Regions from separate parts of the Homo sapiens genome. Here region 2 is linked to region 1. Evidence: read pairs that join two places in POLR2A ChIA-PET (ENCODE). Cell type or tissue: PC-9. All regions are shown on one strand. Each heading gives the region's core, and the rest is flanking DNA. Links, peaks and the distances in the headings are about the cores only. Region 1 has its middle 38 kb from the start of MYH9-DT. Region 2 overlaps MYH9 (myosin heavy chain 9).

Evidence for each region. Peaks named below come from ENCODE experiments on the same cell type or tissue, not always from the same donor. Only the 100,000 strongest peaks of a DNase experiment are listed, where the experiment ranks them.
Region 2: POLR2A ChIA-PET joins it to region 1 with 28 read pairs; 25 of 35 experiments call an interaction of 5 or more read pairs at or near these places.

The regions. Positions count from the first base shown.
Region 1 is chr22:36,419,450-36,434,325 of GRCh38, forward strand. It overlaps the pseudogene RPS15AP38. Among named protein-coding and RNA genes, the nearest start is that of MYH9-DT, 38 kb to the left of the region's middle. RefSeq lists an enhancer at 12,533-13,168. In PC-9, for the core only: no CTCF peak of the experiment used is centred there; a DNase peak (open chromatin) is centred at 11,602.
Region 2 is chr22:36,366,265-36,381,140 of GRCh38, forward strand. The region is part of intron 1 of MYH9 (myosin heavy chain 9); the gene reads right to left. Among named protein-coding and RNA genes, the nearest start is that of MYH9, 14 kb to the right of the region's middle. RefSeq lists a silencer at 2,400-2,694 and enhancers at 3,007-3,096, 11,141-11,220, 13,587-13,736. In PC-9, for the core only: no CTCF peak of the experiment used is centred there; DNase peaks (open chromatin) are centred at 4,417, 4,857, 7,217, 8,557 and 1 weaker place; H3K4me3 peaks cover 3,296 bases; H3K27ac peaks cover 7,066 bases.

The DNA of each region.
Region 1 (14,876 bases), core at 3,625-11,624:
GATAAGGCGGGAGCAAAAATAAAACTGAAAATGTGTTTACTCTGAGATGAAAGTGCATTGCTAAACGCTAGCCGCGAGGACTTGTATACAAAAACCACATGTCTGGGGGTGTTCTGGAATGTCACAAACTGCAATGGCAAGAAAAGGCAGCAGGCAGGACCAGGACTCTGCTCCGTGGGAGCCCCCTCTGGTGCCCTGGCTCTGTCACCTCCTAGGGTCTGTGATCTCTCAAACCGGACCTCAGACAGCCTGAGCAGCCCACCCAGCCACGTGAGCCACCGTGCCCAGCCTGATTTCTTTCTTTCTTTTGTTTTCTTTCACTTTTTAAACAGAGACCAGCAGGCCAGGTGCGGTGCCTCACGCCTATAATCCCAGCACTTTGGGAGGCTGAGGCAGGTGGATCACCTGAGGTCAGGAGTTTGAGACTAGCCTGGCCAAGATGGTGAAACCCCATCTCTACTAAAAATACAAAAAATTAGCTGGGCGTGGTGGCGGGTGCCTGTAGTCCCAGCCACTCGGGAGGCTGAGCCGAGATCGCACCACTGCACTCCAGCCTGGGAGACAGAATGAGACTCCGCCTCAAAAAAAAAAAAAAAAATTAGCCTGGCGTGGTGGTGGGTGCCTATAATCCCAGCTACTCGAGAGTCTGGGGCAGGAGAATTGCTTGAACCCGGGAGGCAAAGGTTGCAGTGAGCTGAGATAGCGTCATTGCACTCCAGCCTGGGCAACAGAGCGATACTCCGTCTCAAAAAAAAAAAAAAAAAAAGCCATGAGTGAGTTACTCTTGCGAGCAGCCCTCTCGAGCTGGAGTTTGACTCCTGGAAGATGGGATGCCACTGTGACTGAGCAAACATAGGAATAGCTGTTCCACTAAAGTCTCACAAAGCCACTGGCCGGAGGAATTTCTCTAGGGACTCCCAGGAGCAGCTGAGGAAACATGAAGGAGTGGACATTCCCAGAAGCCAAAGAAAAGTCGTTTGGTTACAGAGACTGGTGTCTGTGTTCTTCTAGAAAACATGGGCTCTGCTGAGATCAGGGAAGACTCTGACAGGAGCCACCAGGCAGAATCCTCCAGACAGACTAGAATGAGTACAAAGGAGAACAGAACAGCTGTTGCTGGGCGTTTGGACTGAACAGACCTTTCTCACGTGTTGTTTTTATTTATTTATTTGGAGAGAGTCTTGCTCTGTTGCCCAGGCTATAGTGCAGTGGTGAGAACTTGGTTCACTGCAACTTCCACCTCCTGAGTTCAAGCTATTCTCCTGCCTCAGCTTCCTGAGTAGCTGGAATTACAGGAGTGAGCTACCATACCTGGCTAATTTTTGTATTTTTAGCAGAGACGGGGTTTCAGCATGTTGGCCAGGCAGGTCTCAAGCTCCTGGCCTCAAGGGATCCACCCGCCTCGGCCTCCCAAAGTGCTGGAATTATAGGCATGAGCCACCACACCCAGCCTGTTATTATTTTTTAATTTGAGATAAAACAGAAGCCATGTACCTTTGAATTATTCTAACCAAAAGTCTCCTGTTGGGACTTACACAGAACCACTAACTGTCAAGTGTCTGCTGGAAGCCTCAGTTTCCTCATGTGTAAAGTGGGGAAAATAATAGTGCCTGCCTCCTAGGACTTAAAGTTGTTTGTGAGAAATGCTTAGTGCTGGGCATGGTGGCTCATGCCTCTAATGCCAGGGCTTTGGGAGGCCAAGGTGGGAGGATTGCTTGAGACCAGGATTCTGAGACCAGCCTGAGAAACATAATGAGACCCTATCTCTACAGATTTTTTTTCCATGAGGCATTTTATTTGTAAATATGTGTATTACATCCCTAGAAAAAGAATCCCAGGATTTTCCCTCCTGTGTGGTTTTGTCTTGCTTCTTCATGGTCCATGATGCCAGCTGAGGTTGTCAGTACAATGAAACCAAACTGGCGGGATGGAAGCAGATTATTCTGCCATTTTTCTAGATCTTTGAGTTGCACATCAAATCTGGGGCTGATCACTCCACACTTGTTGAGCCTGCCTGTGACAGTCACAACAATTTTCCCAGCTCTGTGACCATCAATGATTTCAAATTCGCCAGTGTAATCATGCTTTATCATCACAGTGAGAAATCGGACGATGACTTTGGAGCATGGCCTAATAAGCACCTGGCGTTTGCCTCTCTTTTTGGCATTGTTGATGCTCTTGAGGGCATCAGCCAGGGGCCAGGCGCAGTGGCTCACGCCTGTAATCCCAGCACTTTGGGAGGCCGAGGCAGGCGGATCACAAGGTCAAGAGATAGCGACCATCCTGGCTAACACAGTGAAACCGCGTCTCTACTAAAAATACAAAAAATTAGCTGGGCGTGGTGGCAGGTGCCTGTAGTCCCAGCTACTCAGGAGGCTGAGGCAGGAGAATGGTGTGAACCCAGGAGGCGGAGTTTGCAGTGAGCTGAGATCGTGCCACTGCACTCCAGCCTGGGCGACAGAGCGAGATTCCATCTAAAAAAAAAAAAATTAAAAAATAATAATAATAATAATAATTTTTTTTCCTCCAAAAAGCACTTTGCAGAGAACCTCAGCAAGGCTGAAAAAAATAAAAATAAAATAAAAATAGGCCGGGCGCAGTGGCTCACGCCTGTAATCCCAGCACTTTGGGGGGCCAAGGTGGGCGGATCACCTGAGGTTGGGAGTTCAAGACCAGCCTGACCAACATGGAGAAACCCCTTCTCTTCTAAAAATACAAAATTAGCCAGGTGTGGTGGCTCATGCCTGTAATCCCAGCTACTTGAGAGGCTGAGGCAGGAGAATCGCTTGAACCTGGGAGGCGGAGGTTGCAGTGAGCCGAGATCGTGCCACTGCACTCCAGCCTGGGCAACAAGAGCAAAACTCTGTCTCAAAAAATAAATAGATAAATAAATAATAAAAAATAAAAAAGTGCTGGACACCCAGACTGCAGACCTAGTTTCTGGCTTCTACTCTTGATTCTTTTCTTAACTCGCTGGCAAGCCTGAGGCAAATCCCTTGTCACCTCTAGGATTCTACTAGCACGTCTGCGAAATGGGTGTTGTTGCCTTACGACATAGGTTTTCAAACATGTATGTTTCACAGTGAAACCCTTTGTGCAAAAAAAAAATCTTAGGCTAGAAGCCGGCACTGTTAGGACTCCAGTATTTTGAACCCTGGTGGGACTTACATCTGCCAGCACCGGTGACACTTTGCTGAAGGGCTCGACTCGAGCTCAGGAGGCTGCAAGTGCTGAGGACGTAATGCCCTTTGGGAGCAGCTCTCAACTTAGCCTGTGCTCGCTCAACGCTTGGGCAAATAACTGGGAGGTCCCGTTCACTAGGTAGATAGCTCCTGCTTCCCTTCTCTGTCTCACTCACCCACTCCCTTATCTAAGTTGCCTGGGATCACAGTCCAAATCAACCACATGTACTCAAATTTTTGTCTCTGATCTGCTTCTGCTTCAAACCAAGTTAGGATCCCCAAATGCAAAACAAGTACCAGCTATGGTCCCAGGAGGCAGGCGGGTCAGTGAGGGCTGAGCTGTGCAAGGCGGGTCAGTGAGGGCTGAGCTGTGCAGGGGCCTTCCCCAGGGGTGGGCCTGCACATGGGCCTTGAGCAATAGATTACTTTATTATTTATTTGTTTATTTATTTTTATTTATTTATTTATTGAGATGGAGTTTTGCTCTTGTTGCCCAGGCTGAAGTGCAATGCTGCGATCTTGGCTCACTGCAACCTCCACCTCCCGGAGTCAGACAATTCTCCTGCCTCAGTCTCCCAAGTAGGTGGGATTACAGGCGTGTGCCAGCACACTCAGCTAATTTTGTATTTTTAGTAGAGACAAGGTTTCACCATGTTGGTCATGGCTGGTCTTGAACTCCTGACCTCAGGTGATCCACCCGCCTCGGCCTCCCAAAGTGCTGGGATTACAGCCGTAAGCCACAGTGTCTGGCCTCAATAGGATACTTTAACAAGGAAAGGATTGACCAAAACATGGTTAGGTTGGGCGAGTAGGGTGGGGAAGGAAGGGACTAAACAGAAAAGCCCAACTAGAGAGGGAAGCTCATGAGCTGAGACACCCGGTGGTGGGACCCTGACTTGACAGTGCTCTGTCCCATCCTCCATGGTGACCAGGTTGCTCAGTTGCAGTGCTCTCCATATCTTCCCTTTTCACCCAAGACTATGTTCCTCTTTTGACCAAGAAAGTAGCCCAAAAGGGATTGTGGTCACTTTCTTATCAGGCCTGTGGTGGAGGCAGAGGATACACGTCAGGCCTTTCCCAGGCCCACGGCCCCAAGCAACTCCTCCAAGGATGACATCCCGGCTCTGCCAGGGCCACTGCAGGACACCTTCCAAACTCTGAGCCGGACGAGGGAAGGAGCTCCATGCAGTGTCCTGCGATTCAGGCCCGATGCACAGTGGGCAGCCTGTTCCTAGGGAGTGGGCACTGGGAAGGGAGTCCAGCTGCTGACTTACGGCATGGCCTCACCCAAGAGTCTTTATCCTGAACTTCTTCAGAATTTCCTCCTGAATTTCTTCAACAACATCCACACATCAAGATCATGGGACAGGATATGTGAAAGAGCTTCATGAACCACAAACCATAAACAATCGTGCAATTCAGCTGCAAGTTATTATTCCAAAGGCTTCTGGGGGGCAAAGCCCTGTCCTTATTCCACATTGTGTCCCAGAGCCTGGCACAGGGCCTGATGAATGGCAGGAGCTCAGGCTTTGCTTGTTGAATGAATGAATGAATGAGGGAATGAATGACAGAGTGGATATGTCATCCAGTTTGACAATTCAATCCAACCAACTATCGCTGAGGGCCTACTATGTGCAGGAGCTGGGCTGGGCACTGAGGAAAATCACAAATAACAGATGGGGTTTTTTTTTTTTTTTTTTTGAGACGGAGTTTCACTCTTGTTGCCCAGGCTGGAGTGCAGTGACGCGATCTTGGCTCACCGCAACCTCCGCCTCCTGGGTTCAAGTGATTCTCCTGCCTCAGCCTCCCCAGTAGCTGGGATTACAGGCTCCTACCACCATCCCTGGATAATTTTTGTATTTTTAGTAGAGATGAGGTTTCTCCATGTTGGCCAGGCTGGTCTTGAACTCCTGACCTCAGGTGATCCACCCGCCTCAGCCTCCCAAAGTGCTGGGATACAGGTGTGAGTCATCGTGCCCTGCTTAAATTTCAGTTTCTTTAAGCCAACTGAGTCAAGTTTCTGTCATTTGCAAAAGATAAAGTCCTGATTAACACACTTAAGTTTACGGATGTAATTCAGTAACACCCCTTCTCAGGGATGCCTACCCTGAACACCACGTGGCTCCTCCCTGCTCCAGCACTCTCTCCTCCTACCATTTGGTTTTATCCTCTGCTTGTTGTTCCTTAGCATCTTGCGTGTGAATTGTGCCACTCCAATAAGATTTGAGGCACTGTTTAAAAACTTTGTTTTTGGCCATGTGCAGTGGTTCACGCCTGTAAACTCAGCGCATTGGGAGGCCAAAGTAGCAGGATCCCTTCAACCCAGGAGTTTGATACCAGCCTGGGCAACATGGCGAGACCCTGTCTCTACAAAAATAATAATAATAAAAAAAAATTAGCTGGGTATGGTGGAGCACGCCTGTGGTCCCAGCTATTCAGGAAGTTGAGGTGGGAGAATTGCTTCAGCCCAGGAGGTTGAGGCTAGGCTACAGTGAGCTATGATCACACCACTGCACTCCAGCCTGGGGGACAGAGCAAGACTCTATCTTAAAAAGAAAGAAAAAAAGGAAGAAAGGAGGGAGGGAGGGAGGGAGAGAGAAATTGATTCACAAGGCAAGGAAAAGAAAGAAAGAAAGAAAAAAGAAAAGAAAGGAAGGAAGGAGAGGGAGAGAGAGGAAGAAAGAGAAAGAAAGAGAGAAACAAAGATTTCAGAAGACTCTAACATAACAAAAAAAGAAGAAAGAAAAACAGAAAGAGAGAGACAAAAAGAGAAAGAAAGTGAGAGAAAGAAAAAGAAAGAGAAAAAGAGAGAAAGAAAGGTGGTTAAAGAAAGCTCAGGTGTGGGGCCAGGTGTGGGGGCTCACACCTGTACTCCCAGCACTTTGGGAGGCAGAGGGGGGCAGATCGCAAGGTCAGGAGTTCAAGAGCAGTCTGGCCAATATAGTGAAACCCCATCTCTACTAAAAATACAAAAAATTAGCCGGGCGTGGTGGCACAAGCCTGTAGTCCCAGCTACTCGGGAGGCTGAGGCAGGAGAATCGCTTAAACCCGGGAGGCAGAGGTTGCAGTGAGCCGCGATCGTACCACTGTGCTCCAGCCTGGGTGACAGAACGAGACTCCGTCTCAACAAAACAAAACAAACAACAAAAAAAGAAAGCTCAGGTGATTTTTTCAATTTCTTCTTCTTCTTCTTCTTTTTTTTTTTTTTTTTTTCCCAGAGACAGCGTTTCACGCTGTTGCCCAGGCTGGTCTTGAACTCCTGGCCTTAAGCGATCCTCCTGCCTCGGCCTCTCAAAGTGCTGGGATTACAGGAGAGGCACCGCACCGGCCTCAGGTGTTTTCTGGGCTTCTGTGCATTTCTGCTCCTCTCTGGGTTTCTGTCTATCTCTGACTCTCCCTGTGTCTCTCTCTTCCTCCCACACTCTTGCTGTCTTTCTCTGTGTAGTAACTTAATTTCCCCCTCTTGTTTCCTTTTCTCTTGTCTCTTTCTCTATGCCTCTGACTGCTCATCTTCTGTTACCTTCTGTCTCTGGTTCTCTCCTTTCTGTGTCTCACTGTATTTTTATTTATTTATTTTTTTGGTCTCTCCCAGTCTCTTCCAACTCCTTCTGCCCTTTTCCCTTCCTCTTCCTCCTCTCCCTGCCCCACTTCCTCCCTCCCCCTCCTCCTCTCTCCTCCCATCTCTTTCCCTGCCCTGTCTCCCCCTGGAGCTCCCACACAGGGACCCAGCTGGCCTCTCAGAGAGAAGAGGCTCCCTGGAGGCCCAGCAGGAAGTGCAGTTTCCCCTTTGACCTGTCAGCTGGCCACTGGGGACGCAGCTTCCCTCCCACTCCTGTCCACCAGGCAGCCTGTGAAGACTCCCTGGAGCTGGGGATAGAGTTTTGAATCTCGCCATTTGAGGGGCTCTGAAGACAGGCTTTACCCGGAGTGGGAGAGAAGGGGACTGGGCTCCAGGGGAGGAGAACCCCATTTTCACGGGGCACCTCCTGGGTGCTGGTTCTCCACCAGGTCCTGGGGAGAGGGATTGTCAAAGGCCACAGTCCCTTTCTGAGAGACAGAAAGACACAAAAGGGAAAGAGCCGGGGGATGGGGGGCAAGAGAGGTCTCTGTGGAGGCAGGGCTTCCGGGCCAGCCTGGATGAAAAGAACCACCCCCACACATTGCAGGGCTCCTAAGATATTTTTACAGGGACTGAAGACCCTTAGGAGGGGCGGTGTGTTGTCAGAAAGTGTCCAGGAGTCGGAGTCAGAGGTCCGGCTTCCGAGTGCATTTCCACCATGCTGTGTGCCACCTTGGCCATCTGGAGTAACCTCTCCCCGCCTGTTTGTGTCAGAGGCATTGGAACCACAGCCACTCCATCTTGAATAGGGGCTGGGTAAAATGAGGCTGAGACCTACTGGGCTGCATTCCCAGACGGTTAAAACATATCTCACAGGATGAGATAGGAGGTCAGCACAAGATACAGGTCATAAACACTTTGCTGATAAAACAGGTTGCAGTAAAGAAGCTGGCCCAAGGCCAGATGTGGTGGCTCACGCCTGTAATCCCAGCACTTTGGGAAGTCAAGGCGGGCAAATCACCTGAGGTCAGGAGTTCAAGACCAGCCTCACCACATGGAGAAACCCCGTCTCTACTAAAAATACAAAATTAGCCGGGCATGGTGGCACATGCCTGTAATCCCAGCTACTCAGGAGGCTGAGGCAGGAGAATCACTTGAACCTAGGAGGCAGAGCTTGCAGTGAGCCGAGATGGCACCATTACACTCCAGCCTGGGCAACAAGAGTGAAACTCCATCTCAAACAAACAAACAAACAAAAAAAGAAGCTGGCCCAAACCCACCAAAACCAAGATAGCAATGAGAGTGACCTCTGGCTGTCCTCACTACTACACTCCCATCAGCACTATGACAATTTACAAATGCCATGGCAATGTCAGGAAGTCACCCTATATGATCTAAAAAGGGGAATATGAATAATCTACTCCTTGTTTAGCGTATAATCAAGAAATATCTGTAAAAATGGGCAACCAGTGACCCTTGGGGCTGCTCTGTCTATGGAGTAGCCATTCTTATATTTCTTTACTTTCCTGATAAACTTGCTTTCACTTCACTCCCTGGACTCACCCTGAATTATTTCTTGCCTGAGATCCAAGAATCCTCTCTTGGGGTCTGGATCAGGACCCCTTTCTGGTAACATTTCTTCATGTATAAAATAGGCGTAAGCGACCTGCTTATTATAAAGGGGTACAGAGTCAAGGGAGGGAGGCGTTAAAGGAGCCAGAGGTAGCAGAGGGAACCCACACTGACTGACCTGCAGTGGCTATAAAAACTGCTATAATGGGTGGATCTCCTGAGGTCGGGAGTTCGAGACCAGCGTGGCCAACATGGTGAAACCCCGTCTTCACTAAAAATACAAAAATTAGCTGGGCGTGGTGGCATGCACCTGTAATCTCAGCTACTTGGGAGGCTGAAGCAAGAGAATTGCTTAAGCCTGGGAGGCGGAGGTTGCAGCGAGCCGATATCACTCCACTGCATTCCAGCCTGGGTGATAAACAAGAGTGAAACTCCGTCTCCAAAAAAAAAAAAAAAAAAAAAAAAACACCATAAACTTGGTGGCATCAAACAACACAAATGCGTCCTCTTATGGTTCTGGAGGTGAGAAGTCCATTGGGAACCTCACCAAGCCCGAGTAAAGTCAGCAGGGCCTTGATCCTTCTGGAGGCTCTGGAGAGAATCCACTTCCTGGTCATTTCCAGCTTCTGGGGCCATCCACCTTCCTTGGCTCCTATCTCCTTCCTCCTGGCTTCAAAGCCAGATGCCATGCTCCGTCTCCGTCTCTTTTCCTCCCTCTTCCACATTTAAGGACCCTGTGATTACATTGGGCCCACCCACGTAATCTAGGAAAATTTTCCTATTTAAGGTCAGCAACCTTAATTTCACCTACAGCCCTAATTTCCCTCTGCTATGCAACCTAACCACAGCTTCCAGGGACCAGAACCTGGACAATTTTCTGCCTACCACACCTTTCAAAGGAAGAAGGTTTTATGGGCCTGACTCAGTTTAATCTTCCCAACAAGCAGAGGTGTGTGTGGGGCTGGTAGATGCGGTGTTTAGGGCTGTTAACCCATATTACAGATGAAGAGATTAAGGTTAAGATCACACCATCATTAAGCATTGGAGCTGAAATTCAGATCCGGGTCTGACCTCACATCCCATGCTCTTCCCACCTGCAAGTTTTCTTTGAGACTTCAGGACTATAGAAAAGCAACACATTGCCGGGGGCGGTGGCTCACGCCTGTAATCCCAGCACTTTGGGAGGCCGAGATGGGCGGATCACCTGAGGTCTGGAGTTCGAGACCGGCCTGACCAACATGGAGAAACCCCATCTCTACTAAAAATACAAAATTAGCCAAGCGTGGTGGTGCATGCCTGTAATCCCAGCTACTCGGGAGGCTGAGGCAGGAGAATGGCTTGAACCCGGGAGGCGGAGGTTGCTGTGAGCCGAGATCGCGCCATTGCACTCCAGCCTGGGCAACAAGAGCAAAACTGCCTCTCAAAAAAAAAAAAAAAAAAAAAGCGGCACATTATTTAATTCACTTAATAAATTTGTAGGCCAGGTGCGGTGGTTCATGCCTGTAATCCCAGCACTTTGGAGCCGAGACAGGCGGATCACCTGAGGTTGGGAGTTCGAGACCAGCCTGACCAACATGGAGAAAGCCCGTATCTACTAAACATACAAAATTAGCCGGGCTTGGTGGCACATGCCTGTAATCCCAGCTACTTGGGAGACTGAGGCAGGAGAATCACTTGAACCCGGGAGGCAGAGGTTGTGGTGAGCTGAGATGGTGCCATTGCACTCCAGCCTGGGCAACAAGAGCGAAACTCCGTCTCAAAAAATAAAATAAAATAAAATAAAATAAATAAATAAATAAATAAATTTGTGGAGCCCTCATACTGTTCGTAAAGCAAAATGCTGACTGCCGTAGAGGGATACACAGAGACTGAAAATGTGGGCTCTTAGGTTGAGCGCAGTGGCTCATGCCTGTAATCCCAGCACTTTGGGAGGCTGAGATCATCTGAGGTCAGGAGTTCGAGACCAGCCTGGCCAGCATGGTGAAACCTTGTCTTTACTAAACAACAACAAAAAAAAACAGCTCAGTGAGGGTAGCTATTGTCATTACTACTATTTTAATTATTTTTTAAAAAAATTTTCCCATGTTTTAAAATCCTCCATTCATGGCAAACTATTAGTTAATTCTTTTTTTTTTTTTTTTTTTAGATGGAGTCTTGGTCTATTGCCCAGGCTGGAGTGCAGTGGTGCAATCTCGGTTCACTGCAACCTCTGTCTCCCAGTTCAAGCAATTCTCCTGCTTCAGCCTCCCAAGTAGCTGGGATCACAGGCATGCACCACCACACCCAGCTAATTTTGGCATTTTTAGTAGAGACGGGTTTTGCCGTGTTGGCCAGGCTGGTCTGAAACTCCTGACCTCAGGCGATCCACCCGCCTCGGCCTCCCAAAGTGCTGGGATTACAGGTGTGAACCACTGCACCCGGCCGGCAAACTATCTGAATTCTGATCAGGATTCTGGGATAAGACAGCAAGATGAATGGTGTTGGATGCTTATAAAAGTATCCTTTTTTTTGGGGGGGGGGGTTCGGGTAAAAAAAGTACTGAACAGGGAGTCAAAAAATCCCAGATTGAAGGTCTTTTTTGTTCCCTAATGATCAATGAATCTTGAGCAAGCCACTTCTTTGCTTGCCTTGGTTTCTTCATCTTTAAAAAAATTATGATTTTTATTTATTTATTTTAGTTTATTTATTTTATTTTTTGAGACAGAATTTCGCTCTTGTTGCCCAGGCTGGAGTGCAATGGCATGATCTTGGCTCACCTCCCGGGTTCAAGTGATTCTCCTGCCTCAGCCTCCCGAGTAGCTGGGATTACAGGCATGCACCACCACGCCCAGCTAGTTTTGTATTTTTAGTAGAGACGGGGTTTCTCCATGTTGGTCAGGCTGGTCTCGAACTTCCGACCTCAGGTGATCCACCCATCTCGGCCTCCCAAAGTGCTGGGATTACAGGCATGAGCCACTGTGCCTAACCTATTTTTATTTTTATTTTTTGTAGAGACAGGGTCTTGCCATGTTGCTCCTCGCCTCAAGCAATTCTCCTTCCTCAGCCTCCCAAAGAGCTGGGATTACAGGATTACAGGCATGAGCCACCGTGCTCAGCCAGTTTCTTCAACTTTAAATGGAACGATGAAGCATGCCTGCCTGGCTTCTGGATTTGTGTGAAGATCAAATTGAATTAGGTCCGAAAGTGCCTTTTGCAGGTTGTAAAGAGCCATTCGGACATAAAGGCTCAGTTTGTCTTCACCATCTTCCCAGGAAGCATCTGCTGAATGGGGTGACCAGTAGGTCACCGGAATGAGTCACCGAGGTAACACACTAGCAGTGCCGAATGAACAGCGGCTGTCATATTGACCCACTAAAACACCAGGTGGACAGGGGATTATCATTGGAGGCCCAGAGTGCTTAGGTGACGTGCCCAGGGTCTCACTGTTACAGAGGGGGCTTAGGGTCTGGGATGGGCCCAGGACTTCCCAACTCCTGGCCCTGTCCTTGCTGCTCCCCGACCCTGCCCATTCCAAAGGTAAACTGAGCCAGTGGTCCTCCATCTCAGAGCAGGCCTGAGTGCGTGCTGACCCCAAGCCAGATGCAAGAGTTACCCTAAAATCTTCCTGCCCTAAGGGCTTTACAAGTTGGTTAGTCCTGGGATCTTTCCATGTAGCTATACGTAGCAAACCATGTCTCCCAAGGACGTCCTACCTGGAACGCCAATGGGCAGGACAGAGAAAGTGGAGTCCTGAGTCTCACCCTTACCCACCGCATCAGCTCCGCAGCCTTGGGGTTTTTTGTTTGTTTGTTTTTGAGACGGGGTCTCACTCTGTCACCTAGGCTGGAGTGCAGTGGCATGATCATGGCTCACTGCAGCCTCAACCTCCCGGACTCAAGTGATCCTCCTGTCTCAGCCTCCTGAGTAGCAGGACCATAGGCATGTGCCACCATGCCCCGCTAATTTTTTCTATTTTTTGGTAGAGATGGGGGTCTCACTATGTTGCCCTGGCTGGCCCCAAACTTCTGGGCTCAAGTGATCCTCTTGCCTCAGCCTCCCAAAGTGCTGGTATTACCGACATGAGTCATCACCGATACCTGGCCCCTCGGGCCTTCTTATTTTTCTCAAGTATCTCATGTTCACTGCCCCTCACCCAGGCCTTTACTTCTCCTCCTCCCTCTCCAGAGGCAGTGTGCCTAGCACTTAAAAGCAGGGACTTCAGGCTGGGTGCAGTAGCCGTGCATCTAGTCCCAGCAACTCAGGAGGCTGACGCAGGAGGATTGCTTTAGGCCAGGAGTTGGAAACCAGCCTGGGCAACCTAGTGAGACTCATCTCTACAAAACAAAAAAGCAGGAACTCTGGAGTCCAAATACTGGTCCCTGCACTTATCTGCTGTGTGTCCTTGGACAAGTTACTTACCCTTTCTGGGCTCTGGCCCCTTCATCTGTGATATGGGGGTATCGTGGTAGCACAATCACAGCGCTGTGTGAGGAATAAATGGGAGTCCTCACATCCGGCCTGTAGCAGCGCCTGAGCCCCGGCGCACACCCCCCAGGCTCACTGTTTACTTCCCACAGCATAGATGTGGGCCCTCCTGGAGGCCATTTCTGATACCCTACATCCTACTTCTCCGCCCTGCATCCGATCCATAAACCCTCATGGAGTGCTCCCCGGTGCCAGGCTGGACTAGACATGATGCGGAGACTAGCAGGAACCAGACAGGGCCTCCTCTGGGAGCTCTGAGACAGGAGCTCAGAACCCTGTGCGGGAAGCCCCAGGAACTTGCTCTTGAACATTCTCGGGCTCCCCAAGGCCTCCTTCCCTGGGAGCTGAATGAATTGGCCTCACCTGCCAGTCCCCAGGTGACCCCCGGGAAGGAGCTGAGAGCCTGGGACGGGTGCTGGGTTCCTTCTTCATTTTGTTCCTCTGGGTCTGTCCCTGTGCTGAGAAGAATGGCCCCTGGCCCTCTTAACCCAGGAATGCTGAGCATTTCTTAACACCACTAAGGAGGAAGGGGCGGAAGCTTCCTCCCCCAAGCTCTAGAAGGATCCAAATTATTTGCTAAAACCACAGTCCAGGCGAGGTCTGGGCAGATGGGGTTCTCAGAAACCAGGCAGAGATTCTGGCTCCGATTACTCTGTGGGGAGCGGGAAGGGCAGCTGTCCCTAAAAAGGAAAATTAGCCACGCATGGGGGTGGATGGATGGAGGTGAGACCGGAAAAGAACTCTTCTCCGCAGGGCTGTGGGGCTGCCCTGGACATGCATGGGCAGCTGGTCCTCCCAGCCCAGGCCCCTTCTCATCCCACTCCCTACTCCAGGTCTCCACCAGGTCATCCTTTTCTCTCTTCCCAGGCCTTATTTGTCAAATGCCTCTTTCTAGGACCTCTGTTGGCTGGAGTCTGGTCTCAGATCATTCATTCCATAGCTATTTACTATGCGCCAGAAGCTGCACTCACTGGGGGTCCAGGCAGCTCAGGGACGGGGACAGTGTGCTTCATGCGGGCAGGAGCTATGTCGTGTCTTCCGTGGTGTCCCCAGGGCCTGGCTCAGCGTGGCCACAGGCTAGACACAGGAGCAGGACTTGGCAGGGTTGGCCCGGCTTTCCCAGCACCTCCAGGCCCACTCTTTGTCCTCACCTGCATCCCACGGCTCCTTCCTCTCCCCGTCCCTTCCCCAGCTCTGCTCCCCCAGCCCCCACTCCCCTGTTTGCTCAGCTGCCTGTGGGGGCCTGCACTCCACCTCCACTGGGCCCACAGCCAAGGTCAACAGGACCAGCCTCCTGGCCCTGGAGATGTGGGTGCAACACAGGCTCCAACTGAAGGGCACCAGACTCCCCGGACTATTCCTGGGCCGGCTCTCCCCTACCCACCTCCGCCACATTCTGAGTGGTCTCCCAAATACAGACCCAGGAGGCCAATCTCCTGGGCTCCTGTATCAGTCAGGGCTTAACCAGAGAAACAGAACCTGGAGGAAATATAGAGGCAGAGATAAAGATGGACAGATAGATTGCAAGGAATTGGCACATGTGATTGTGGGGCTGGCTGGGAAAGGCTGACAGGTGCAGGCAGGCCAGCGGGAGGGGCGGGCTGGGGCTCAGGCAGGGACTGAAGCCGCTGGCCGTAGGTGGAATTTCTTCCCATCTCCAGATTCCTAACTCCGTCACATCTGCAAAGTCCCTTTTGCCATGTAGGTTAACACATTTGCAGGTTTGCGGGATCAGGACATGGACATCTTTGGGTCATTATCTGGCTCACCGCAGCCCCAGAGGGCCTACTGCCCTTCCATTTGTTCATTCACTCATTTCTTTCTTCCTTCCTTCCTTCCTTCCTTCCTTCCTTCCTTCCTTCCTTCCTTTCTTTCTTTCTTTCTTTCTTTCTTTCTTCTTTCTTTCTTTTTCTCTTTTCTTTCTTTCGTTCTTTCTTTTTTCTTTCTTTCTTTCTTTCTTTCTTTCTTCTTTCTTTCTTTTTCTCTTTCTTTCTTTCTTTCATTCTTTTCTTTCCTTTCTTTCTTTTGAAATGGAGTCTCGCTCTATTGCCCAGGCTGGAGTGCAGTGGCGCGATCTCGGCTCACTGCAACCTCCGCCT
Region 2 (14,876 bases), core at 4,248-12,247, 53 kb before region 1:
TCTTGAAAAACACCACCGTGACTTATCTACGCTAGGAAGGAGAGGAACGATCTGCCTAAGATCACATAGCCAGGCCAAGCAGAAACTCAAGTCCAAAGCCAAAGGGAAACTCAGTGAGAGGTGGGGGGTCGGGGGGAGTGTCCCACTCCAGGCAAGTGAGACTCAGCTGTAGCAACCCAATCACCTGACACATTCATCTCGTGGTGTTTACATCATCTGATCCCGCCAGCCTTGGCAAAGTGAAGGGTCACGCGGCCCCTCCCCCTAAAAAAGGAGAGAGCCTCAGAGGCTCAGGGAGGCTAAGTGACTTGCCTAGGTACAGGGTTTCCCGGGAACATCCCTGCCGATGTGCAGGGGCAAGAGCACAAGAACGAAAGAGGAGCCCACCTTCCTCAGCATCCAAGGTAACAAGAGATCAAGTCTGGCATCAGAAACATCACCCCTCCCATCTCCAGGCCCAGCCCCACACTGAAGAGATACCCAGAAGTGACGGTGTTCTAAAGGCTTAAATACAAGAAGGATCATCAGGGAGGGGAAGGCCACTGTGCTGGAGCTACAGTGATGAGCCCCAGGAAAGTGATCACCCCTGGGGTGGCACAACTTAGACTAGAACAAACCCCCATCCTGATCCTAACGGCCCCCAGGCTGCATCCGTTATGCGACACTCACGTGTGCACACTCTACAAATGGAAAACCCAAAGCTTCTATTTGTCTAGGTCAGTGGTCAAGGACCCCTTTGAGAACTTGTGAGAGGTGGTGAACGCCTTGCATACCACGTTAGGGGGCTCGCAGAGACTCTGCAGTGCGGTCCATGGACTTTTAGGAGTCCCCTGGTCACAAGCTCAAAGGTAATGGGGCACTAGTGCGGCCTCCTTTTCTACCAAGGCAACATGAACAAAGACTTGAGGCAGGATCTCTTCCTTCGTCACCCTCCGGAGGGTTAAGCAGGATCTCGCTGAGGAAGCAAAGCTGTGGACAGAATAACCCAATAGCAAGAGTCCACGTGGCACGGGAGGGAGGCCGATTCTCCTGCACTGCTCTGGGGTGCCCTGGACTCCAGGAACAAGAAGCCCAAAACTGAAGGGTGAACGGTCTCTCCTCCCGACATTTCCATCCCTTGCTCCGGTTCTCAAATGAGCAAGCACACAGCCAGCCCTGGACATATAGAAGGCATGGCAGGCAATGCCAAGCTTTCCAGAGAAGCATCCCAGAGCCTCCTGCATTCCCCGGGGGAAATGATCAAATACAAGTGAGGATGAAATCCACTTATTTTGCACTTTACAGAAAAATTAACTTACCGCTCCTAGACTGGGTTGCGGCAGCACCCTTGTCTGAAAGGCTGGCCAACCCCAGTGTCCTTGAGCAGGCAGCCTGGCCGGCAGGATGACCTTACCAAGTCCTTCCCCAGAAACGTGACTACCGCTTACTTTACCACTCACCAAGCAGCACTCCTTTGCCCAGGCCACAGTCTGGTTTGAAAGTGGCCAAAGCTGTGGCTGCACATGAAAGAAGGAAGCAGCAGCGGCCCCTGCTCTAGAGAGCTGCCAGATTTGGGCCAATGCCATCCTGCCCTGGACAGAGCCCCAGGCCCCCTCCTCCCCTCCCCAGTCCAAGATGGGTGCATACAGACTTGCACACACACAGATATGCATGCACACAGACACGTGCAAAGATCTGTGCACACAGAGGTGCAGAGACATGCACACAGAGACCTGTGCAAACAGACATGCACATATACAAACACACACACACACATGCCTGCATACAGACACCCCAGAGGATGCTGGGATATGGCCGAAGTCAGGCCAACCTGGAGGTAAGCGCTGGATTCTCCTCACTGGTTCAGGAAATCCGGCAAATTATTTAAATGTCCTGAACCTCCCTTTCTTCATCTGTACAATGGGAATGAAAAGGCCCACCTCCCAGGACCCTGTTGGTAATTAAATAACGGCCACTTGCACTTTATTCTGAGTGCTTTTCACCAGGAATCTCACTTTAGCACACAGCACTCTTGTGAGGTAGATTCTAGTGGTATCCCGTTTTGCAGATGGGGAAACAAGGCCAGAAGGCTTACTTGCTGAAGGACACACAGGCACTAGCTGCCGGTGTCTGTACCCTGCAGGTCTCACTTGGGGCTCCAGGTCTTCCATCCCTAACCACTCTGCTCCACTGCCTCTAGGGGTGCAATGAGACAGCGAATGCACACAGAGCATCTGGCAAGGCGTCACATAGGACCTGGTCAACAGCAGTTGCTCCGTGATCAGGAAGGAGAAGCGCAGAGGTGGACCCGCAAGCTTTCCAGTAGCCCAGGGCCAAAGCACCAGTATCTGTCCTCCTGTCTGCTACCAATCCCCTCCAGCAGACTCACTTTTAACCCAATTTCTCTAAGATAACAGTGCTGGGAGGTGGAGGAGTGTTATCTCCCCACCCTTACCCCTCCCAGCTGTCTATATCGCCCTAAACAGCCAGGAATTTAATAAGCCTGGAGTTGTCTCTGACTCCCAACCACAACCAATTCGGAATGCCCCAGGTCCTGCAGCACAACAAAGGCTGCCCTGCAAAGCCCGGAAGAGCCTGCGAAGCCTGCCCCGTCCGCGATAGAGCATCACATTCTTCAGATTCTTGTGTAAAAGCCAGAAGTAAGGCAAGGGGGTGGGGGTGGGGGGGCTCTAATTTCAACCTAAGGGTCATTAAAGCCTGTGACCTGTATTAAAAGGGAAGAGACCCACCCCTCTGCAGCCCCTCTGTACCACGCTGGTCCTCCAAGGTGTATGATACTGCACAGGTCAGCACACCCAGGCCTCACAACCAGAAAGCGCCCTCAGCCTAGCGTCCCCACTTTGAGGACATCAAGCCTCCAGGACACACAGCTAGTCAATGGCAGGAGGGATTTTGCCAGACTGATCTTCAGCATCGTACTGGTGGCCACTATCTATTTCTTTCTGTCTAACATAGGTTTAAAGTTCTAGCCAGAGAGTCCACAGAACTAACCCCAGGTAGAGTTCAGGGGAAGACGTTGAGGTGCTGATGGAGACTCGTGAATTCCACAGTGCTCGGCAGCAAGTAATTAATCTCATGATGAGGCGTTTTTCATGAGCATTTGGCATTATATACCCACCTCCCCCTCGCCCTGGCAAAGGCAGGAAACAGTGGGCGGCAGGCCGGCTCTGGGCAGAAGGCGGGCTGAGAACAGCATGCTGGTGGGCTAGGAAGGTACGAGGGGGCGGTATCCATTCTTCAGAGGGAGGACAGCAAAAACCCAGGTTCCCCACAAGGACCAGGCTAACCAGACCTCACACCAGCCTGCCAGCCTTCACCTGCTGTCTACCCGACAGGTCTCTTAGGATGGAACAGGGAGGGCTGTAATTTACAGCTGGTGCCATAAAGCCAACTAGGTAACGCGACCCAGCAACCACCACTGTGAGGCTATGTGTGGAAGTCTACAAAAACCCAATTTCACAACTATTGTCCACATAGTGGTTGAAGTGGGATGAGAAGGCAGGAGAGGCGATGGAAGTAGATATGGAAAATAACTGGCCTGAAAATGAGGAGCTGGGAGAGGATTTTAGATCATTCACTTGCTACCTGGGGCTAGTCACGTAGGTTTTCTTGGACTCTCAACATTCCCAGCTACAAAATAGGAACACTAATACTGCCACCTTCATGGGATTGAGAGACTTTTGTTGCAATAACTTGAAAGTGACTTTAACCTTTGTAACGTGATATAAAAAATAGACTGAAATTTTTAAACAGATAAAAATATATCACCTGGCACTGTGCCAGATAAATTGTGGACAGATAAAACATATAAACAATAAAGCTATACTTTATTAGCATCAAAACCCTCTGTGGCATTTATTTTCCTCATTCCACAGATAAGGAAAACTGAGGCACAAAGAAAGATTGTATGACTCACTCAAGGTCAAAGGGCCTGCAGGTGGGAGAACCAAGATTAGGGCAGATGGTCTGAGTCCAGAGTGCCTGCCTATTTACCTAAGCACCAGACACACGCCCATCATGCTGGTGAGGCTCAGAAGCCAAAGAAATAAAGCCATCTACCCAGGACATCAGGGTCTGTGCCACCCACATTCTAGTATGAATATCCTCACCTGTTTCTCAAGCATGTATCAAGTGCTCACCATGGGCAAGGCACCATGCAAGGGTCCTGGCGACAAGGCCTCTAAAAGGGGAAGCAAGACCAGCACATAAGCCAGCACAGAGAATTGCTAAGACATGAAGCAGTCCGCTGGGAACAGTGGCATAAGCGAAGCATTTGGCAACGCACGCTCGAACCGCAGCCATCCAACACTCGGGCCAGTACCTGGGAGTTTAGGTTATAGTCCTGCACCAGCTTTCTACAACAGTTCCTCCTTACCGGTGTCAAAAGTGCTTATGACTTAACAGAGGGGAGGAGCCACCTCCAAGAACAATTGGCTCACAGGCACTGGGCAGAAGGCAGGGCAGCCTGGGAGCTGGGAGCAGCCAGGGCAGCCCCCACCCAGTTCTCAAGTGTTTTGATCAGAAGTAGAAGCCCGGAGCAGAGAGCAAAGTGGGACAAAAGGAAAAAGCGCTGGTGAACCAGGGGTGGGCAGTGGGGGGTGGGAAGAAGGGCAGGAGGGGCATTGATACTTATCGGGAGTCCATCATGAACTAGACACTGCTGAGAGCATTTCATACTTTAGCTACCCAGAGAACACTAACAGATAGTTCTATGAACCAGAATTTACAGATACAGAAACTGGAGCTCAAAGCAATTAAACAACCGGTAGAGCACCGTCCTGGAGGGCTCCTCCCCCAGATCTGAAGGCATCCACAGAATGTCCCTGGATCAGAGAACCCTCTGCTGACACAAACACACTCCCCTACTCCCTTCTTCCCTGTTACAGATTGAATTGTGTCCCTCCCAAAAATATCCATTATGTTGGAGCCCTAACTCCCAGTACCGCAGAATGTGACTGGTATTTGAGGACAGGGCCTTGGAAGAGGTAATTAAGTTAAAATGAGGTCCTTCGGGTAGGCCCTAATCCCATGGCTGGTGTCCTTATAAGACGAGGAAGAGACACCAGGCGTGTGCGTGCACAGAGCGAAGACCATGTGAGGACACAGTTGGCAGACGGCCATCTATGAGCCAAGGAGAGAGGGCTCAAAGGAAACCAAGCCTGTCCACACCTTGATCTTGCATTTCCAGCCTCCAGAACTGAGGGGATAAATGTCTGCTGCTTAACCACACAATCTTGTACTTCATCATAGCAGCCTGAGCAATTTTTTTTTATTCGTATTTTTATTTTGAGAAAGGGTTTCACTCTTGTTGCCCAGGCTGGAGTGCAATGGCGCCATCTCGGCTCACTGCAACCTCTGCCTCCCAGGTTCATGCGATTCTTCCTGCCTCAGCCTCCCAAGTAGCTGGGATTACAGGTGCCCACCACCATGCCTGGCTAATTTTTGTATTTTTAGTAGAGACGGTTTCACCATGTTGGCCTGGCTGGTCTCGAACTCCTGACCTCAGGTGATCCGCCCGCCTCGGCCTCCCAAAGTGCTGGGATTACAGGCGTAAGCCACCACACCCAGCTGCCTGAGCAATTTAGTACCTCTCAACATACCCCCTCATCTGCTTGGGCTCTCTACAGCTCTTACTGTCTTGACTTTCCTAGTAAGTATGTTTGATTATTGTTTGTTTCCGCCACTAGAGAGTAAACTGCAGGGACTTCAGTTGCCTTAATCAATGATGTGTCCCCAGAACCTAGAACAGTCTCTAGCAACTGATATGTATTTAATGAACAAATAAATTGAATGAAAATGAAATGTAAACCCAGCAGCTGCTTCTGAAGTCACCCACTCCCTGCCCCACACCCCACTTCCTGTTGCTTTCTCTATTCCTTGTATCCACCTCTCCTTCCTCCAATATAACAGCTACTAAATAATTTTAAATAGTATAAATTCAGACCACGTGCAGTGGCTCACATCTGTAATCCCAGCACTTTTGAAGGTCAAGGCAGGAGGATCACTTGAACCCAGGTGTTCAAGACCAGCCTGGGTAACATAGCAAGATCCCATCTCTACCAAAACATTTTAAAATCAGCCAGGTGTGGTGGTGTGCACCTGTAGTCACAGCTACTTGGGAGGCTGAGGTGGGAGGATCACTTGAGCCCAGGAGGTTGAGGCTGCAATAAGCTATGATTGTGCCACTGCACTCCAGCCTGGGCAAAAGAAAGAGTGAGACCCTGTCTCTCAAAAAAAAAAAAAAAATGACAGGTAATAAAAAAAAAAAGTTAGGTTAAGGTTTAGATTGTGTTTTTGCTGAGTTTGTATTTAATCATGGGAGGTATTAAGGACTGTGACAGAGCTGTCCCAGTGAAACCTCAAACCCGAGAGGCCTGGTGCTGATCCAGGTCCCAAGAGCAGGCTGGAGGGGAGGACGCAAGGAGCTCGGCAAATCTGCAACACACAAGGGCAGCGGTGGCCACTGTGACCACCTGGGCCCCCAGCCCTGTTCGTGCCCTCGGTGGGGTGGGGAGCAACAAGACTTTGGAAACTTTCCCATAAGCAAACGACTTCTCTCCTGCTGTCTAGGAAGACAGCAGAATTCAGGTCAGCGGGACTTGAGTGGGGAGCCGGGGTTGGGGAACAGGGGCCTTGGAGGCCGAAAGAGGCAGCCACAACACCTGGCAGAGGAAGCCTTTCTCTGGAATGAAAGGAAATACGGGAGCAAAGGCAGCCCTTGCATTCCAATTTCTAGCCCCTTGACCACCCATCTTCTCCCCTTAGGCCCACCCCCAAATACTCTCTCTTTACAAACATCTGTCTGCTCAAAAGTAGCCACTAGGATTCTGAAACTTCCTCTTTACAACAAAACTAAACTGTTGCAACTTGTTGCTACCATTCTCACACCATCCTGGAAAAGGCAGGGGCCTCAGCAGAGCCCAAGTCTCCTGCCAATGGCCTTCCGACTTTGGAAGACCACTCCACCCCACTATCCTCCCCCTGCCCCTGCCCTCAGCTGCCCCTGCTCCACTGCCACCCTCGGTAGGGTCTCCCTCAGAAGGGCCGGGGGCTATTTCCCAAGCCTCCCTGTTGTCATGGTCCCTTGGAGACTTCTTCTCTCCCTCACTTCCTCCCAGTGGGTTTTCTGGCCAGGGGCCTTGGAAGTGACACAACGGCGGAGGCGGGGTGAACAGGTTGAAGAGCTTCCTCCAAAAGCCCGGACAGATCTCCCAGCTCCCTTGTTTCTAAGCCTTCTCACCACTACTGACAAAGTGGTTTTACCTGTTTTCCATCGGCTGGAATTGACTGGAATTGGGCATCCAAGCAGCCCCCACCTCCTCAGCCCCTTCAATCACAACCACACCAGAGTGAAGTGGCATGTTCCTAGGTCTACGCTGCGAGCCCCCTCCAGGACAGGGCCTGGGACCTCTTGTTCATCTGCATCCTGACCAGCGGGCAGTTTCTGGCCTAGATCTAGAATAGATGTACTGGATACATTTGCTGAATGAATTTCCAAGACTCAATAAAACTCGTGGAACTTTCTGGCAACATGAAAAATGGTCCCTCTCCTCAGTGGACATAAGAGGGTCATTAAAATATGAATTCTGGCGACCAATGAAACATAGGAACTTTGCATTATAGTAGTAACTCAGAACACACACAGTCTCCATTCTGCTTACAATTTTGTAAAATACATGTGTATATGGACAGAAAACCCAGAAAAATGCAAAACGGTGGATGAGGTGCAGGGCAAATCTGCTTCTTGCCAGCTTTGTTGCAATAATGCTTGTGCAATAAACACCACACACACCCCCACCTTATTTTTTTTTTTTTTACTTTAAAAACAGAAGAACTGGCTGGGCGCGGTGGCTCACACCTGTAATTCTAGCACTTTGGGAGGTCGAGGCAAGTGGATCACCTGAAATCAGGAGTTCAAGACCAGCCCAGCCAACATGGCAAAACCCCATCTCTACTAAAAATACAAAAATTAGCCAGGTATGGTAGCTCAAGCATGTAATCCCAGCACTTTGGGAGGCCAAGGTGGGCGGATCACCTGAGGTCAGGAGTTTTTGAGACCAGCCTGGCCAACATGACAAAACCCCATCTCTACTAAAAATACAAAAATTAGCCGGGCATGGCGGCACGCGCCTGTAATCCCGGCTACTCGGGAGGCTGAGGCAGGAGGATTGCTTGAACCTGGGAGGCGGAGGTTGCAGTGAGCCAAGATTGTGACAGTACACTCCAGCCTGGGCGACAGAGTGAGACTCTGTTTCAAATAATAATAATAAATAAAAACAGAACTGATTCTAATAACAATTACGTCTCTCTCAATATTCCATGAAAAATCTCATCCCAAGTCCTTTGGCTAGAAAAACATGCTGGCCACACAACCAGAGGGCGCAGGCCGCGTTCCCAGCATCCACCCCCAAGGTGAGTGACCTGGGAGTGGAATCCTGCACTCCCACATTTCCTGGGAAATGGGGCAAGGAAACAAGCCTTCACGGGCCGTCTTGGCCTATGCAGAGGCTGGGTCGTGGCCTAAGGAGGAGAGGAAACGTTTCACCAGCCCCAGGTGACTCACAGGGCCTTCACCAACCTGAATCACCCCTGAACAAAGCTCTGCCTGCGTCTGGGCAACTGAACGAGGTCCCACCCCTGCTCCCTGGACTTGCCACACCATGTCTCTACTTTACAATCTCGAAGGCTGCCTCCTCCAGGAAGCCTTCTCAGACTCCCCCCTGCCTTCTCCCTGGGTTTCCAGCATCGGTATCTGGTGGGAGACCATCAGCTCCCAGAAACAAGGGCCTATGTTTCTTTTCCCTCCATATTCCTAGCACCCAGCCAGTGCCTTATACCTAGAATCAGTTCCTCCTAGTAGGAGTCACTGCTGAATGACTATGAATCTGATGGGTGGACAGATGAAGGACGAAAGGAACCCAATGGTTTCAAGATGGCTGATGTCAAGAGCTCACTAGGCAACATGATGGCAGGTTGCCTGGCTAGCTGGTTCCCCAGAGGGCACTACTCAGACAGGCACAGCAGTGCCTGGATTCACGCTGGGGCCAGGGTCTTTCCACCTGCTCTCCCTTAGGACCAACCACATTCATTTGAAAAATGGCCAGTGGGGTTAAAGGTGAAGTCAGTAGCCAAGGCATCAATGCTGACCTGGCAACCCCGCTGTGGGTTGCCAACTGCTGTACGGGAGATCCCATTCTGCTGCAGCCCAACGTTCTCTCTGCCCATTGAATGAATGCTCAGCCACTGGTGAGGGTGGAGGCCTCAAGGACCAGCCCAACCACTCACCGCCAAGTGAGGAAACACAAGTCCTGGAGTGCAGGGCGTCTCCAAGGCCACAGAGTCAGGAGCTGGAGCACCCAAGTTTGAATCCCTGCACAGTCTCCCCATCTGCAAAATGAGGATAAGTTCCTACCTTATGGAAACCAGGGAAGAATTAAATGAGATAATCCATGTAAAAGCCCTAGCATGGCCAGGTGTAGGTGCAGTGGTGGCTCACGCCTATAATCCCGGCACATTGAGAGGCCAAGGTGGGAGGATCACCTGAGGCCAGAAGCTTGAGACCAACCTGGACAACACAGTGAGAGCCCATTTCCATTTTTTTAAATGTAAGTTAAAATTTTTTAAATAAAAGATAATAATTTTTTAAAAGCATCAGCATGGTACCTAGTACATACAAGTGCTCAATAATTTCTTTTTTTTTTTTTTTTTTTTTTTGAGATGGAGTTTTGCTCCTATTGACCAGGCTAGAGTGCAGTGATGAAATCTCAGCTCACTGCAACCTCCGCCTCCCAGGTTCAAGCAATTCTCCTGCCTCAGCCACTCCAGTAGCAGGGATTACTGGCATGCACCACCACACCCGGCTAATTTTGTATTTTTAGTAGAGACGTGGTTTCACTGTGTTGGCCAGGCTGGTCTCGAACTCCTGACCTCAGGTGATCCACCCACCTCAGCCTCCCAAAATGCTGGGATTACAGGCGTGAGCCACCGTGTCCGGCCAGTAAACTTTAATAATTATAATTAATAACGAGACTGTGATGGGACCCAGAGAGCAGCTCTTCCTCCCTTCCATGCCCACCTTCCCATCCTCCCTCCTCCTCCCAGGCAATCCTAGCCTCCAGGAACCTAGCTCAAGATGCTCAGATGTCTCCTGACTCAGGGTAGCATGGGCTTGCCTCAGTATCCCAACTCCCTGTTGGAGGATAAGGCTGCTTGGTGACAGGGACAGGCTGTCAGCCCTCCATCGCTGCTGAGCCCCACCAAGCCAGCACAGTGCAGACCACATAGCTGGAGCTTAGGGAGTCTCTGCGGACTGACTTGGCAAAGGGCAACTCCCTTATACCCAATACTTGGTTCTTAAATATAAAAAATAAAAACTTGAAAATGCCCCCCTACCACCACCTTTCTCCTCCCAGGGATTCCCCGATCAGTGTTCTGTAAAATGAAGAGGTCACTAACCGGCATTCAAAAGCTTTTGGCTATCTAGGCCTCCCTGTCGCAGGCTTAGAACTGAAGACACTGGCTGGGCGCAGTGGCTCATGCCTGTAATCCCAGCACTTTGGGAGGCCGAGGCAGGTGATCACCTGAGGTCTAGAGTTTGAGACCAGCCTAGCCAGCATGGTGAAACCCTGTCTCTACTAAAAATACAAAAATTAGCTGGGTGTGGTGGTGCACACCTGTAATCCCAGCTACTTGGGAGGATGAGGCAGGTGAATCGCTTGAACCCGGGAGGTGGAGGTTGCAGTGAGCCAAGATCGTGCAACTGTACTCTAGCCTAGGCGACAAAGCGAGACCCTACCTCAAAAAAAAAAAAAGTGAAGACACCAATGAGACCTGAACCCCATTTGTGCAATAAGGACTAGGAGCTGACTCTGTCCCAAACACGGAGTTACAGCATAGGGACAGAAATGAAAGAAGACCCCGCCTTTGACCTCCTCACCCGCAGAGGACAGCGAGTTCTCAAATCTTCTCCCCGATTCTGGCCCAGTTAGATTAAGTCACCCAGACTGTCCCAAATGCCTCGTTCTTATGTTTATCTGACAGGAAGCTGCCTTCTCTAGCTCAGTGACTTAATGTGAAACACAGGAAACGTAGTGGCTTTTGAACATAGACAACTCTAAATAAAGGTGCCTCTATCGCTTTGTAACAGCCTTTCTAAAAAAAAAAATACTTAAACCAGCTCAGATCAGTGTAATGAGATGAATTGAACTGTATGGGAAAAGGATGCAAAAGTTGCAGGCATCAGAAACCTCAGCATCAATGCCGGGGGCGAGTTCCAGCAGGTTCCTCAGTCATCTTAATCACCGCACCTTGTTATCAAGGGACAGGCTTGTTGGATAAATACGAAATCTCTAAAACTTGAACCTGGCCGGGTGCGGTGGCTCACGCCTGTAATCTCAGCACTTTGGGAGGCCAAGGCGGGCGGATCATGAGGTCAGGAGATGGAGACCATCCTGGCTAACACGGTGAAACCCCGTCTCTACCAAAAATACAAAAAAATTAGCCGGGCACGGTGGCGGGCACCTTGTAGTCTCAGCTACTCGGGAGGCTGAGGCAGAAGAATGGCGTGAACCCGAGAGGCGGAGCTTGCAATGAGCCGAGATGGTGCCACTGCAGTCCAGCCTGGACGACAGAGCAAGACTCCGTCTCAAAAAAACAAAAAAAAACTTGAACGTGTATTTCCTACCACCTGAGGAGAGATGATGTTATTGTTACTATGAAGAAAAGGAGAAGCTGGACGAGGTGGCTCACACCTGTAATCCTAGCACTTTGGGAGGCCAAGGCAGGTAGATTGCTTGAGCTCAGGAGTTTGAGACAAGCCTGGGCAACATGGCAAAACCCTGTCTCTACAAAAAAAAAAAAAAATTAGCCAGGCCTGGTGGTGCACACCTGTGATCCCAGCTACTTAGGAGGCTGAGGTGGGAAGAATGCTTGAGACGGAGGCCGAGGCTGTAGTGAGTTGCTATCGCGCCACCACATTCCAGCCTGGGCAACAGAGCAAGACGCTGTCTCATAAAAAAAGAAGAGAGATGAAGGGGAGGAAGAGGAGGAACAGACCACTTCACATCCATTTATAATGCTAAGAAAGAGGCTTCTCCACGGTGCAGATGGGAAAACTAAGGCGAGCAGCAGGAGAAAAGGCGGGGGGTCTGCTCCTAGCTCTGCCTGATCCCAAAACTTTATTTTGTTCCTTCTCCCGTGCATTTTGTGTTGAAAATATAACAAATTATCACCGGAGACATTAAGTGACCTAAAGTTACTAGAAATCAGGGCTGGCTGAGGACAGTGGGCAGCAGTGTGGCTTTCTGAATGGCCCACCCTGCTGCCTGGCACCACCCCATGTGAAATATTGATTTTTCGAGCTGTGGGAACTTTCAGCCCAAGTGGTCACGTCCAGCTGGAAGAAGTTCAGAGAAACCCAAAACACTTCCCACCCCATTCCTTAACCCTAGTGCCCCCCAACAAAAAACAACAAAAAAGACGAAGGGAGTAGAAGAATAGACTCTTAAGGAAAGATTAAAGGAGCTCAGTATGTGTTGCTTGGCTAAACAGGGCATAAACATCAAAAAAAAAGAGAGTCACCATTTAGAAAACACGCTTAAATGAAGCCTCCTGATTTGGAAAGGCACTGGGTATGAGCGAAACCAGGGGCCAAGGTTTTCTACCGACTCACAGAATGAGCTTAAGCAAATCGCTTTTTCTCTAATTAGGAAAAAAAAAAAGAAATGTTATTTTAATTATTCCCAACATCTCTTCCAGCCAGGCATTCTATAATTCTAAATCCAGTAGGGAGGGTTTTCATTGTTGTTGCTGATTTTTCTTTTAAGCAGGGGATGATTTCAAATTAGAGTTAAAATGCAAGAAGAAAGGCTCTTCTTTCTAAGGCCCACGTCCTTTTGGTGAGTGGCAACCTACTCAGAGATTAGCTTCGAGCTCCCCCAACACATTAAAAATTGTACAGAGAGGCCAGGCGTGGTGGCTCACGCCTGTAATCCCAGCACTTCGGGAGGCCGAGGCGGGTGGATCATGAGGTCAGGAGATGGAGACCATCCTGGCTAACACGGTGAAACCCCGTCTCTACTGAAAATACAAAAAAAATTAGCCGGGCGTGGTGGCGGGTGCCTGTAGTCCCAGCTACTTGGGAGGCTGAGGCAGGAGAATGGCGTGAACCCGGGAGGTGGAGCGTGCAGTGAGCTGAGATCGCGCCACTGCACTCCAGCCTGGGTGACAGAGCGAGACTCCGTCTCAGAAAAATAAAAAGTTGTACAGAAAGACATCATCTTGGCCTAAGAAGGCAAGAGAGGGACCTCCCTGAGAAGCCCCTTTTCTCCTCTGGGACATACCATAAGGATGGTAAGGGCCTCTGAGAAGTACCAAGGAAGTGACTCGAGGGTGGGGAAGATCAGCTACCTGTAACCCCACTACAGGCCTTAGCCCAACCTGCACGGCAGGAAGCCACACCCTTCCGGAAGGCCCTGCAAAGGCTCCTTCCAGCCACAGCAGGAGGGTCCTGGGCTAGAGATGCAGACAGCCACTGAGGGACTCCCAGCTGCTCCAGCGCTTGGCGGGCTAGCTAAGGGCCTTCTCTGGGGACACCTGCCCGGGTGCTGAATCATCTCAGGCTCGAGAAGCTAATCGTGGGAATGGGAACCTGAGTAATTCCAACAGAAGCCTAGGTTACTTTTTAAAGAGACATGCATCAGAGTGGGCAGCTCCCCTCCTGCCTCCCAAATATTTGGTGCCATCTAAGCACAAGGGACAGGGAGCTGGGTACAGATACAGGCCGCCCGCCCATGCAGTGGCGGTCCCATTTTAGAGCCAGTCTCATAGTGTGTGCTCATGTGTGACTCACACCATTCCCCCAGGAGGCCCGGAGGCTGCCTTGCAGGACCTCAGGACCCTGATGGGGTCTTCCAGACTTCACTCAGGAAAGGAGTCAATCGGGCACAACAGCAGCGCCGGCAGCTCCTCCCAGGGCCCACACCATCCAAGGCGAAAGACAGCCATCCTTGAGAAGGGGGGTAGGGCCCTCCCATTCAAAACACCCCTCTGATCACATCTTCTCAAGAATTTGGGCTTTTCCAGTGTTGTTATACATAAAAACCACAGGCCAGATGTCTTAGGGGAAACTGGGGACAGAGTGGGAAGGGGCATAATAGTGGATGCAATGACCCCAAGTTAAAAAAGAAGGCCAGGTGGCCGGGTGCGGTGGCTCACGCCTGTAATCCCACCACTTCGGGAGGCCAAGCCAGGTGGATCACCTGAGGTCAGGAGTTCGAGACCAGCCTGGCCAACATGGTGAAACCCTGCCTCTACTAAAAATACAAAAATTAGCCAGGCGTGGTGACAGGTGCCTATAATCCCAGCTACTCGGGAGGCTGAGGCAGGAGAATCGCTTGAACCTGGGAGGTGGAGGTTGCAGTGAGCTAAGATCACGCCACTGCACTCCAGCCTGGGCAACAGAGTGAGACTCTGTCTCCAAAAAAAGAAAAGAAAAGAAAAGAAAAGAAAGAAAGCCAGGTATGTGAGGGCCTGGGTTGGGCTTCAGGTTGGGGTGGGCTCCCCAGGACAGGACAGCTTATGATTTGGAGCCAAGCGAATTATGGAAACCTTGCAAGAGGGTATCCCAAAACGCTTTCCAGACACACATGCAGGCTTTCTCTTCTCATACAGCAAAGAAAAATCAATCATCTACCATTTCCCAGAATATGAGGAAGTAGATCAGAAAGGACTTCTGTTTAAGGGGTTACTCTAGTGATGTGACATCATGGGAAGAAAACAGGACCCAAAGGTTTCAAGCACAAAGACCCTTCCCTCTTACCTTGTAAAAGGTAGGCATTCAATATGCAATATGGAACCTAAAGCAATGCACTTTAAAG